Regions from separate parts of the Homo sapiens genome. Here region 2 is linked to region 1. Evidence: chromatin loops called from intact Hi-C (ENCODE). Cell type or tissue: heart right ventricle. All regions are shown on one strand. Region 1 overlaps CD109 (CD109 molecule). Region 2 overlaps CD109 (CD109 molecule).

What was found. A loop is a pair of places that touch in the nucleus more often than their neighbours do. Peaks named below come from ENCODE experiments on the same cell type or tissue, not always from the same donor. Only the 100,000 strongest peaks of a DNase experiment are listed, where the experiment ranks them.
Region 2: a loop joins it to region 1, with 2.1 times the contacts of the local background. A loop is called at or near these places in 7 of 110 quality-filtered maps.

Annotation. Positions count from the first base shown.
Region 1 is chr6:73,738,300-73,740,799 of GRCh38, forward strand. All of the region lies in intron 5 of CD109 (CD109 molecule), which reads left to right. Among named protein-coding and RNA genes, the nearest start is that of CD109, 43 kb to the left of the region's middle. In heart right ventricle, a CTCF peak has its summit at 994 (motif pointing right); no DNase peak of the experiment used is centred here.
Region 2 is chr6:73,797,586-73,800,085 of GRCh38, forward strand. The region is part of intron 23 of CD109 (CD109 molecule); the gene reads left to right. Among named protein-coding and RNA genes, the nearest start is that of CD109, 100 kb to the left of the region's middle. In heart right ventricle, a CTCF peak has its summit at 1,099 (motif pointing left); a DNase peak (open chromatin) is centred at 1,122; H3K27ac peaks cover 372 bases.

The DNA.
Region 1 (2,500 bases):
CATTAGCTTAGCTAAATAACCATCATGCCCAGAATCTTTAAAGCAAGCCTCTGCACAGGTGGCTGGCAGCCTGTGGGTGGGCCGCCCTGGGTCAAGGTGTCCATTTTTGGTCCATTCAGATGCCACCTATGCACAATGACCAGCAAGAGCAGTTTTAGCTGGATAACAGGCGCTGAGGGATTAATTTGTTCATTGAATGGTGGACAGAATAAGTACCAGAAGAGAGGGGGATAGAATAGCAGAGGGAGACTTTGCAGAAGATGTGAGATTATACTTTGAAAGATTTATAGGATTTATCATGTTGTGGTTTGTGGACTTGGCTTGTCATATTGCTTTTATAGAAAACAAATGCTCTTAAGGAAATTTAGGTGCTTAAAAAATGAAAAGCATTTGCAGGATCTGGCCCTTGCCCAACTTTTCAGTCTTGTAAAGTGCCGCCCTTCCTCTTGAACTCTATGCTTTAGACATCTTATGTCCCTTAAGTTTCTTAAACTCACCGATCTGTCTCATTCTAGAGCCTTTCATCATGCTGTTCCCTCTGCTGAGAATGTTTTTTCTTCCTTATTCTCGCTACTTGCTTTTAACCTGCAGCCATTCTCTAAAGTGGCCTGGCTGTTCCAGACATTCCCATAGTACTGTGTGCTTCCCTTAATTCATTCATCTCACTTTTAATTAGTGGTCCATGATAGACAGTAGCCTTTGTAAAGCTGGTGACCTTCTGGTCTTGCTCACCTCTCTATTCCTGGGACCAAGTTCAGTGCTTTTGCATGTAAGTAGAAAGCAGTATTTTCTTAAAACGAATGTGTGAAAACTATATAGCAATAATTTGTCTTGAACCAAATGCAATTTTCCCTTTTGTATATTCTATAAAGCATCTTTATCTTTTTGAAGACAAGTATACTGATCAGGTACTTGTCATTTGAGGTATGTTAATTTGAGGCATTCAGCTAAGAAAAAATAAGCCCCTTAAAAAAAAGAGCCCTTTTAGAACCACCAGGGGTCAGTATAACCAAGGAAATGTTATGAGAAGCAACTGTGGCCTTGGTCTCTGGCTTTTGTTTTTCTTTGACTACTGCGCAGCATTAAAGGACTGTATATTTCTTGTTATTAAACCCCTTTTCTTTTAGTAGTGAATAATAACATAGAGGAAATGTATTTATTATTTAAATAGCCCACCATTAGAGACTATATTTTTACTTTTCGGTGGCAGTCACCATTCTCAATATAAAACTCAGGGAAGGAAAATATTTATTTTCAAGAAAGTATTGGCTGGGCGTGGTGGCTCACACCTGTAATCCCAGCACTTTGGGAAGCCGAGGCGGGCGGATCACGAGGTCAGGAGACCGAGACCATCTTGGCTAATACAGTGAAACCCCGTCTCTACTAAAAATACGAAAAATTAGCTGGGTGTGGTGGCGGGCGCCTGTAGTCCCAGCTACTCGGGAGGCTGAGGCAGGAGAATGGCGTGAACCTGGGAGGCGGAGCTTGCAGTGAGCCAAGATCATGCCACCGCTCTCCAGCCTGGGCGACAGAGTGATACTCTGGCTAAAAAAAAAGGAAGTATTTTTTAAATTTTTTAATTTGTAAGAGACAGGGTTGTCGTCTGTCACTCAGGCTAGAGTGAAGTGGCACAATCATAGTTCACTGCAGCCTCGAACTCCTGGGCTCAAGTGATCCTCCTGCCTCAGCCTCCTGAGTAGCAGGGACTACAGGTATGTGCCACTACGCCTGCCTAGTTAAAAAATTTTTTTTTCCTTTTCATAGAGACAGGGTCTTGTTATGTTGCCCAGGCTGATCTTGAGCTCCTGGACTCAAGCAATCCTTCTGCCTTGGCCTCACAAAGTGCTGGGATTACATGTGTGAGCCATCATACACAGCCTTTGGGAGAGTTTTGAAATTCCATTTTGTCTGTAGAAAAAATATGGAATGATATGAGTATTCCCACTGATGGACAATCTCTTTAAGAATTACCGGAGTTATCAGAGCTTTGATTTGTAATGACTATACAGGTAATCAGAAAGTGGTATTCTTCAGTTACCCTTTGTCCTAGGTCAGGAAAAGGATCCTTTAAGTAAAACATACTTGACGGCTCCTTGGCATTTCTCCACTTGTATTAATAACATGTTTGTTTGTAGAGTAAGAGTGAATAAGTCCTTTATGATACCGTGTTAACCTTTCTGGATTAATCTAAATTGTTTGCCCTTCAAGTATTGTATTGCTTTTCACCTTCAAGGTTTTTTATGATAGTAATGGTGAGTAATTATTTTGGTCTAGTATGATTTCTAGTTTTCTTTTCTTTCTTTCTTTTTTTTTTTTTTCGAGACAGAGTCTCGCTCTTTTGCCCAGGCCGTGGTGTGATCTCGGCTCACTGAAACCTCCACATCCCAGGTTCAAGCGATTCTCCTGCCTCAGCCTCCTGAGTAGCTGGGATTACAGGCATGCACCACCATGCCCAGCTAATTTTTGTATTTTTAGTAGAGACGGTTTCATCATGTTGGCC
Region 2 (2,500 bases), 59 kb after region 1:
GCTTATTACCAGAGAAAATTCTTGAAATAGTCACAAATAGCCGACTTTACTTCCTTTATTTACATGTAATTTTGACACGAGGTAAATCAAGTCAAACTATGTTTAGAATGTTACTTTTTCATTGTTTGTGAGCAGTATTTTTATCTTTATTATAATAAATTTTGAAATTTTACATTCATGGTTATCCCAAAGAAAATTCATAACCCAGAACAGGATGTGTCTTATCTGGCCCTTTATGAAGGGCTCATGGGTTTTTATCTTAAGAGCCTCTGGACTTCTTCTGCATTTCAATTTTCAGAAGTCTATGAAAGTTCTGAGCATATGATTACTTTTCAAACTCAAGAGCCATTCCTAAAATGATTAACTTAAAGGTGATACTCTTATTTCTTCATAAACTTTTGGAGAGAGCTATGTTTTTGCTTTTCTCGTCTGTTGTGATGCAGAGTCTCCAACTTAGATGACTGCACTGGAAGGCTGAGTTGTTGTATTAACAACAAACATTATAGACGAGTCATCAGTGTCCTGTTTTTTTTTTTTTCTTTTTTTTGTGATGGAGTCTTGCTCTGTCATCCAGTCTGGAGTACAGTGGTACGATCTTGGCTCACTGCAACCTCCGCCTCCCAGGTTCAAGCGATTCTCCTGCTTCAGCCTCCCGAGTAGCTGGGACTACAGGTGTGTGCCACCACACCTGGCTAATTTTTGTATTTTTAGTAGAGACGGGACTTTGCCGTATTAGCCAGGCTGGTTTCAAACTCCTGTCCTCAGGTAATCCACCCGCCTTGGCCTCCCAAAGTGCTGGGATTATAGGCATGAGCCACTGTGCCTGGACCTGTTTTGTTTATGGGATGGAAATTAGGCCTGATACACTGGGACGATTTGGAGGACAGTCGAGGGATCCACAATGATGCATGCTGGTTTAAGATGAGGAAGGAAACCTCACAGGACACTCCCACAAGGAGACATACAAGTTCTCTCCAGGTTGTGAATTTCTCCCTTACTTTTCCATGGGAGCAGAGCTGGTGGTTTGGATTCTCGGTGTTATCTAAGCCTGCTCAAGAAATTCACTGCAAAACTGGTGATTGTCTGTGGCCTCTTCTCTGGGCTGGCTGCCTCTAGTGGAAGAATGGTGCTAGTTGTTGATATTAATGGGGAATGTTGGAGGTCAGCCACCTGAGGGGTAATTTCCATAAGCACTGATCTCATCTCCATGATCTCATCTCTGACCAGTTTCACAATATCTCATACTTGGAACTGCCGTTGTTGATGTGATCTGGGGGTGTGGAGGCACATGGTCCTCTCCTTGAGGTTGGTCTTTCTGTCACAAAAGTACCTCAAACTTTTGTGTAGGGATTGAGGGCCTCAAACCTATTTTCTTTTTTCTTCTTCCCTCTCCTCTCCTTCTCCTCTCTTCTTTCCTTTTCCTCTTTTTTCTTAGGTTGAATTCATAGTTAAACTCTGGCTATCTGGAGAATTTAGTCCTTAATTAAAAATTGAGGGAGAATGTCCTGGACTCTCTTGCTGATTTCTTTTGTGAACATTAATTATTTTGCTTCTCTGTGATCCCTGGCTGCCTCTGAAAAATGAGATAATATACTGCATTTTTAAAGGTTATGTGAAAACTAAAACATGATAAAATGAACTAGAGTAGTGATAATGCCTATCATTTAATTTTTTCCACTTTTGTTTATGTTTTGAACATGTAGAACATTAACATGCTTCCAAAAGACAAACTTATTTTGAGACATATATTCAAAAGAGTGTCTCTTCTTCCCCTTTTCTTTCTCCCTACCTCTCATTGGTAACTATATCAGGCGGTTCTTGCATTACTATAAAGAAATACCCGAGTCTGGGTAATTTATAAGGAAAGAGGTTTAATTGGCTCATGATTCTGCAGGCTGTGCAGGAAGCATAGCGCCGGCATTTCCCCCTAGGAAGGTCTCAGGAAGCTTACAGTTGTGGCAGAAGGTGAACTGGGAACAGGCACATCACATGGTGAAAACAAGGACAAGAGAGACAGTGTTGTGGGGAGGTGCCACACACTTTTAAATGACCAGATCTTACAGTAACTCACTCACTATCTCAAGGACAGCACCAAGATCCAGTCACCTCCCACTGGGCCTTACCTCCAACATTGAGGATTATAATTGAACATGAGATTTGTGTGGGGACAAATATACCAGTAACCTACTTCATTAGTTTCTAGACTATCTTTTCTCTCTCTCCTTTTGCGAAAATAAATGTATACATATATGTTTTCTCATTTCCCCCCGCAATTTTTTTTTTTTTTTTAAAGACAGGGTGTCTCCCTTTGCCCAGGCTGAAGTGCAGTGGCACAATCATGGTTCACTGCAGCCTTGACTTACTGGGCTCAGGTGATTCTCCCACTTCAGCCTTCTGAACAGGTGGGACTACAGGCACATGCCACCATGCTAATTTTTTTTTTGTATTTTTGTAGAGACAGGCTTTTGTCATATTGCCCAGGCTGGTCTCAAACTCCTAG